Linked DNA regions of Mus musculus: region 1 is linked to region 2. Evidence: chromatin loops called from intact Hi-C (ENCODE). Cell type or tissue: heart. All regions are shown on one strand. Region 1 overlaps Ubxn7 (UBX domain protein 7). Region 2 overlaps Zdhhc19 (zinc finger, DHHC domain containing 19).

Region 1 (4,000 bases), 130 kb before region 2:
CAGAGATTGGCCTGTCTCTGTGTCCTCTATTTAACTTGTGTCTTTGTTTGTTTTGGTTTTGGTTTTTCGAGACAGGGTTTCTCTATGTATTCCTGACTGTCTTGGAACTCACTCTGTAGACCAGGCTGGCCTTGGACTCAGAAATCTACCTGCCTCTGCCTCCCAAGTGCTGGGATTAAAGGCATGCGCCACCACTGCCCGGCACCTTGTGTCTTATTTTCTAGGAGAAAAAAAAATCATTTATATAAAAAATTGGTATCTTAACTATTTCTGCATAATATACTTAAGGGTTACACTGACTTCTATTTCAACTGGCAATAAATGAAGAATGGATTATGTATGAAATTATGAAGAAGGAAAAAGAATTTGTACTAGTTTTGCTGTCATGCCTGACATTATAAAAGTTTGGTCTCAGTGTGGCAGTGCATTAAATTTGTGCATATTTGCTATTTGTTGTTTCAGACCTGTAATGGGAATGTTGGAAGTACATGTATGTGTATCTAATTGCAGAATACATTCTCCCCTGGTCTTCCTGGCTTTAGCTTTCCTAAAGGCAGAGGAAAACTTCCTGGGACTTGTAACTGTTAGGGGTTTTCTGTGTCCTCCACCTCTGAATAAAGACAGGAAGACTTATATTTATTAATTATTAATGCTTAAGGTTTTTGTGTAGGCCTCTTTCCAACTAGCTGTTATAACTTAAATTAACCCATATATGTTAATCTGTGTTCTGCCACATGGCTCATTAGTTACCTGTCTTTTAGTCCCTGTGTGCTTCTTCCTCTGTGTCTGACTCCCATAGTTCCTGTCTGCTGGAAGTCCCACCTATTCTCTCCTTCTTTGCTATAGGCTATCAGCATTTTATTAAACCAATCAGAGGATGATATAGGGGGTATTTATAAAATATGATGTAGCCAGAAATTAGCATTTGTATAATAAAAAACAGTCTTTATACAGTACACAAAAAGATAACCCCAAAAAGGGCAGGTGTAGTTGATTGTATCACCATAGTGAGAATATCTGTCATCAAGAAAACAACAAGGGCTAGAGATATGGCTTAGCAATTAAGATTATTTGTTGCTCTTGCAGAAGACCCAGGTTCAGTTCCCAGCACCCACATGGTGGCTTTTAACTGCAGTCCCAAGGGATATGATGCTTCCTTCTGGTCCCCAAAGCCAGGAGGCACGTACATATATACACTCAAACATATAAATCTTTAAAAACAAACAAACTTGATAAAAATTAAAACTATTATACCTTCAATATATTTGACATTTCTAGGGAAGGTTTGTTGAGGGGGAAGACTATTGCAGAAAATGGGCAGCACAGTTTCATAGGTGGGGCACAAGCAGCTAGCTAGAAGCCAAGATTCTTAGATTCTCTTCTCTGCTTTATGTACTAACTGAAGTTTCTAAAGGGGCAGAGTCATTAGACTATCGTGCATGTTATTGGCTGGGAGGGGGTGTGTGACGACTTCTTAGGTTAGCTTAATGGTAAAAGTTGGTGGTTCAACAATAGCTATCTGTATACTAGAGAAACAGAACACAGCAGCTGCTCAATCCAAGAAGCTATGTCTCAGCTATTCCACTCTGGTGCTGAAGGCTTACTAGGGAGCTGGAGTCTAATGATCCAATGACCACATGTGTACATGGAGAAAGAAATGGGCTTATGGACATATATACACTTCTTCCTCCAATTCCCATCCATCTAGTGGCTGGTGCTGGCTAACTTCAGAGTGGGCCTTTTTTTCCTACTCATGTGCCACAGATCTGTGCTTTCTGAAGTACAGCAAAGAGACAGGAACGTTTCACCAGTCCTGTATTTCTCCTAAACCAGTCAAGTTGACAGCCACCACAAGAATTAAACGTGTAAAATCGTACTGTATAATACCAAAAATTCTAGATATCATTTTAAAAGTTGTATTATTTACTTGCATATGTGTGTATAAATAAACATGCAATAGAAGTTGCCCCGGGGGCCAGCAGAGGGCATCAGATTTCCTTGAGCTGTGAGCTATTGGACATAGGTTGTAGGAACCAAATTCCATTTCTCCATGAGAGCATCAACTACTTTTTAACTTCTAGACTGCAGCCCAGCCTCTAGATATTTTTAAAACTATCCTTACTAATCATTGATAATTTCTTTTGGGGGAGACAGCAGGATGTGAGACAAGGTTTCTCTTTGTAGCCCTGGAACTCAGTATGTATTACATGTCTCTGCCTACACAGTGCGTTTAAGGTGTGTACCCTCTTAGAATTTGTTACAATATATTTTTATCATATTTATCCCCTATTTCTCTAACACACAGATTCACACTCAACCTGGGCATTCCTCTTAACTTTTGTAGCCCCTGTCTCTGCCTTGTCAACAACCATCAAGTCCAGTATGTGCTATTCTTACCCTGATGGTCCAGAGGACATCCACTGGAGCATGGTCACTCTACCAGGGATGATAGAATTGGTTCTCCCTGCCCCAGCAGCCATCATCTGTCAGTAGCTCCTCAGTTGGGGACTCATATCTTTTCCTTCATACCCCAGGCTAGAATGTTGTCCTGTCATGGTCCGGAAGATAAATGTTGTAGTCTGGTCCTCTCCAATGTCTGGCTCTTAAAACTTTAACTCTCTCTTTCATGATGGTCCCTAAGCCTAGCGCTAGGAGGGACAGTACTCTAGATGTCCCATGTGTGCCTGAGCACGCCACTGATGCTTGTCTCCTCACTTTGGCCAATTGTGAATTTATGTATTAACCACTGTGCTCTGCACAGAGAACTGATGAGTCCTCAGTGTCATTTTTAAAAGTGTGCTAAGTGTCTATATGGAAATTTTACTCTTACAGGCCAAAGAGTGTGGCCAGATGCAGAATAAGTGGCTGATGATAAACATTCAAAATGTACAAGACTTTGCATGCCAGTGCCTCAACCGTGATGTATGGAGCAATGAAGCTGTGAAGAATATTATCCGGGAACATTTCATTTTCTGGCAGGTGAGAACAACAGTTAATTAAAGCTTTCTTAGTATTTGTTTTTATAGTATAGGATGTTGTAGAGGCAGAATGGGGCTATAAACTGGAAAAAGTGAGTTCAATCATACTTCAGGAGCACCTTGACAAGACTATCTACAGCTCCACAGCTCAGTAGAAACATAGTTTAAGCCACACAGTTGACATTTCTCTAGAAGTACCATCTGAAAAAAATTCAAGGGAAAAGGGAAATTAACTTTAATCATATGTTTTAAGTCAATGTATGATAGAACATTAACATTTTAGTGGCATTATGTTTCTGTTTAACTGTGTGTGTTAAATTCTCAAAGTAAGGTATGTATTTCATGCTTATAGCACATGCCACCTTAAATTAGACTATTTTATCTATTTAATAGCTATATAAGGCCACTGGCTGTGTGTAAAAGATCTTAGGGCGCTCGGGAAATATTAAGATATGTTTTCTAGCCTGTGTTTTTTACTCTTTTACTGTTTGTTCTTAACATAGTATTCCTAAGTATTCCAGCTATAATAGCTTTTTGTATAAATTATCTAGTTAAAACAGGTAGCCTACCTGTCATAGTTTGGGTTTTATTCTATGATGAGACACCATAACCAAGGCCACTCTTATAAAGGCAAACTTTTTTTTTGTTTTTGTTTTGTTTTGGAGACAGGGTTTCTCTGTGTAGCCCTGGCTGTCCTGGAACTCACTCTGTAGACCAGGCTGACCTTGAACTCAGAAATCTGCCTGCCTCTGCCTCCCAAGTGCTGGGATTAAAGGTGGGTACCACCACTGCCCCAAAGGCAAACATTTAATTGGGACTGGCTTACAGTTTCAAAGGTTCAGTCTATTATCATCATGGCGGGAAGCATGGCAGTGTGCAGGCAGACGTGGTGCTGCAGAGGAGCTGAGAGTTCTATATCCTGATCTTCAGCCAGAAGACGCCCCTCCACCCCCTACCCCCCACCCCTGTACTGTGTGGAGCCTGAGCACTAGGAGACCTCAAAACCTGCCTACACAATGAAC
Region 2 (4,000 bases):
AGGTGAGGGAGGAGGACTCAGCCCCCCTGGAAGGAGCTGGTACCCTGAAGGCTGGCACCCCACTTCCAACCTCGCACATCAGGACTTCTTTACCCCATGGCAACATTTCCAAGATCCTGTATGGTTTCCAGTTGCTTCAGAAGAGCGGGCTGTCCAGGCTGGAGAGAGAAACCAGTGGGCACTCCCTCTTCCACTACACAGAACTTCACGTGCTACTTACTAGTGTTTGGTTTTGTTTGTTTGTTTGTTTTTTGTTTTTCGAGACAGGGTTTCTCTGTGTAGCCCTGGCTGTCCTGGAACTCACTCTGTAGACCAGGCTGGCCTCGAACTCAGAAATCCACCTGCCTTTGTCTTCCAAGTGCTGGGATTAAAGGTGTGTGCCACCACTGCCTGGGGCTACTACTATTTGAAAGGCAGAGTTCTATACAAAAGGCTGGCTGGAGCATGCCGGCGCCCACCCACCCCCACCGTGCTTCTCTCTCTCCCTCCTCCCCCTCCCTGATGGTCAGCTTGCTCAGTAAGATCAGGGATTCCCTGTCTACCTCTCCCCCACATCCCCTGTGCCTAGGGCTGCCCAGGGTAGCAGAGGTCAGCTGCCTCACTCTCTACCACGTCAGGCTCCACCAAAGAGGACCCCATGACGGTGCATGTTGTTCGAGTGAACCAAAGGGCTTTCCGCCTGGAATGGTGCCCCAAGTGCCTCTTCCATCGCCCACCCCGAACCTACCACTGCCCGTGGTGCAACATTTGCGTGGAGGTGAGAATTCCCTCGCTCACTGCCTGTCTCCTAGACCTGGCCAGAACCTTATGTGGGCCAGGGGTCAGTGGGAGAGTTTTCCCTGACAGATGAGGGCCAAGGACGACTGTATGTCCATTTGCTCTTGATCCTTCACACAGGTCACTGCCGTTGTGCCTGTGTCCATTCAGGAAGGGTGGTATGTCACTGTGGGCACTTTCACGTGTTCTGGTCCTGGGGGAGTGGGCAGGGATGACAGTCCCAAACCTGTCTCCTGGTTTTCTGCCACGGGCTATCTATACCCTTCATTTGGCTGTAGGCCGGATCTGGGGACTTTTCCTGTCCTCCTTTGGTTATTGAGGTTGGGAGGGTGTCAGTTTGTGTAAGCTTGTCTCACATGTACTGGCGGACCAGCTTACAGATGTGTGGAGGGAAGCTGCTGGGGAAAGGTTAGAGTAAGCGACCAAAAGGGCTGAGTTGTCTGAGCTAATGGAAGCTGGGAGGAAGGACGGATCCCGGAGGCCTTTCCCTCACCCTGTAACAGGACTTCGACCACCATTGCAAGTGGGTCAATAACTGCATCGGTCACCGCAACTTCCGCCTCTTCATGCTGCTGGTCCTGTCACTCTGTCTCTACTCGGGAGCCCTGCTGGTCACCTGCCTGACATTCCTATTTCGCACAAGGCATCTGCCCTTCTCCCTGGACAAGGGGATGGCGTATCTACTTATGCGCGAGCAGGGGGGAGGGGCTCAGGCAGGTGAGAGATGAGGTCTCAGAGGGTGGAGCCAGTGATGGATGAAGCTAGCAGAAGCCACTTCAGAGGTTCAGTGTGGGCCAATGAAAGTGGGGAAATGGACGAAGTTTAAAAAAAAAACCAGGCTGGGCAGAGGTGACGCACGCCTTTAATCCCAGCACTTGGTAGGCGCTGGGAGGCAGAGGCAGGCAGATTTCTGAGTTCGAGGCCAGCCTGGTCTACAGAGTGAGTACCAGGACAGCCAGGGCTACACTGAGAAACCCTGTCTCGAAAAAAAAAAAAAAAAAACAAAAAATTAGAACCTAGTAAGGCCATAGAATAACGAAAGCCTAAAAGGGACAAAGCAGAGCAACATCGTAGTGGTATAGGGTTGGGGGGAGTAATGGTGGGAAGGGGAAGATGGGCTGCACTGGGCGTGGCTCCTTAGCTGGCGAGCATCCTGGTGGCTGTGCCCGCTGCGGGCTTTTTGATTCCGCTCTTCCTGCTGCTGCTGATCCAGGCCCTATCTGTGAGCAGGGCGGAGAGCTCCTACGAGAGCAAGGTATGTGGGGCGGAGCGTGGGCATCCAGACGTTCCGCTATGGGAAGCATCCTGAGCCCTCAGGATCTGATTTTCCATTGCCTTTGTCCCCTGAGGGTCAGGCCTTCAGTACTCATCTTCTAAGTAGCAGCTCGGACCACAGCGCCACCTGCTGGATCCCAGCGGTCGCTCTCCGTCCGGGGTGCACGACTGTGTGCTAGGCTGTGTGTGTCTGGGTATCTGGGAAAGCTACATCCTGCATTTAACCTGCTAACACCGTGGACCACACCAAGAGAGATCAGTCTAGGGCTGTTTAGTTTAGACCAAGAGAAGGAGCTAGGAGTTAAGCAGGCCTGACACACCATTCTGCGTCCTGGAGTGATTTCAAAGGGACAGAAGACAGAGCTTGCCAGCTTTGCAAAAAGAACCAAGGAGCTAGAACATTTCCCCTTCCAGGACTGGGAACCGAACCCAGGGTCTGGAAAATGCTAGGCAAATGCTCTACCTCTCAGCTGTATCCCAAGCCTCTCTTCCCTCCCCACCCCCACCCCCTTTTAAAATTGAGACAGTCTCAGGCAAACCTTGATCTTCGATCTTGCTGACTGCTGGAGTTAATGACTTCAAGTCCAGCTTGAAAGAAGGTTGTTAAGAGAGTGAGGGAACAGCTCTGATTCAAGCTGGCAATTGAGCAGACCCCTTCCAGATGGTCACATTAAAGCAGCCAGTAAAATCAAGCGTGGGACATAGAAACCCTGGGCAGTAGAAAGCCCGGAGTCATTGGAGGTGTATCTGAAAATAGTATTTTTAGTCTAGAAGTGTTTTTCATGGCCTCTTTGTAGTGGATTTGTTTTCTTATTACAGCCCCCAGTAATGGTTGATTTGTTTTCTACCCTTAGGGCTTTTGTTGTTGTTGTTTTGGGTTTGTTTGTTTTAAATCTTTCAGAATCCCACATAAATGAAGTCATTGCCTTCCGTGTCTGCCTTGGCTTGCTTACTACAACACACTTGAGCTTCGCCCACTCTGTTCTCATCAGTTTATTCCTCTTTATTGTTGTGTAGCATTGCGTTGTATTGTAGGATGCTCTACAGATTATCTGTGCACCAACTGAAGGGTTTTTACATCATTTCTAGTTTGGAGTAATTAGAAAATGAACTCAATCCAAACACTGGTGTCCAGAAAGCAAGCTTCCCTGTCGGGAAAGTTCTTAGGAGTGGCATTGCTGGGTCACGTGGCAGCTGCGTTTCATTGTATTCTGGGTTCAGGTATGTGTTTTAAAAATATTTTCTTGAAATCCATAGCTTGTTATTTTGTTTTCTTTCCATCGTGTTTTGTTTCACACAGCAGAGTTTTTTATTGTGATGGTGTACCTGTCTGAGTGTGCATGAGCATGGTGTGTGTGGTGTGTGTGCTTGTGAGTGTGCATCACAGAAATGGATCATGTGCATCTGATGTTGTCACTCAGAAATCTTTGCTAATCCAAGATCACAAAATTCTAGTCATGTGTTTTTCTACTGAGATTCTGTCGATTTAGCTTGTACCTTTAGACTGATGAATTCTTTGGGGCTAAATTCTGTATGTGGTAAAGGCTTGCTTTTGTTTTTTGGTTTTTTTTAAGTTATTTTTATGTGTACAAGAGTTTGCCCAGATGTATCTCTGTGTACCACATACGTGCTGGGTGCCTGTGGAGTCCAAAAGAGGCTGCCAGATCCTCTGCATCTGGAGTTTCAGTTGTGAGCCTCCATATGAGTTCTGGGAACTGAACCCAAGTCCGCTTGCCAGAGCAGACAGTGCTGTCAGGAGACTGGGCTGCCGCTCCAGTCCCCAAGATTTGCTGTTTGCATACCTGCTCCACTTGTTGGCAAGGATTTCTTCCTGCATTGTGGTGTCTTTGCATATTCATTAAAAGCAGAACTGGCCAGACAGACATGGTTAATTTCTCAATAGTGTACTTCTGCCCACCCTGTACTGTCTTGCTTAGTGTTGCTTTAT

The links. Peaks named below come from ENCODE experiments on the same cell type or tissue, not always from the same donor. Only the 100,000 strongest peaks of a DNase experiment are listed, where the experiment ranks them.
Region 1: it touches region 2 in a loop (8-fold over the local background); 4 of 42 quality-filtered maps call a loop at or near these places.

The regions. Positions count from the first base shown.
Region 1 is chr16:32,369,562-32,373,561 of GRCm38, forward strand. It overlaps Ubxn7 (UBX domain protein 7), which reads left to right. Exons shown (of 11, transcript NM_177633.4): 6 at 2,833-2,979. Among named protein-coding and RNA genes, the nearest start is that of Tm4sf19, 29 kb to the right of the region's middle. In heart, a CTCF peak has its summit at 1,984 (motif pointing right); no DNase peak of the experiment used is centred here.
Region 2 is chr16:32,497,695-32,501,694 of GRCm38, forward strand. It overlaps Zdhhc19 (zinc finger, DHHC domain containing 19), which reads left to right. Exons shown (of 9, transcript NM_199309.2): 3 at 1-2; 4 at 618-757; 5 at 1,281-1,453; 6 at 1,927-2,032. Among named protein-coding and RNA genes, the nearest start is that of Zdhhc19, 3.4 kb to the left of the region's middle. In heart, no CTCF peak of the experiment used is centred here; a DNase peak (open chromatin) is centred at 2,177; H3K4me3 peaks cover 486 bases; H3K27ac peaks cover 1,246 bases; H3K27me3 peaks cover 776 bases.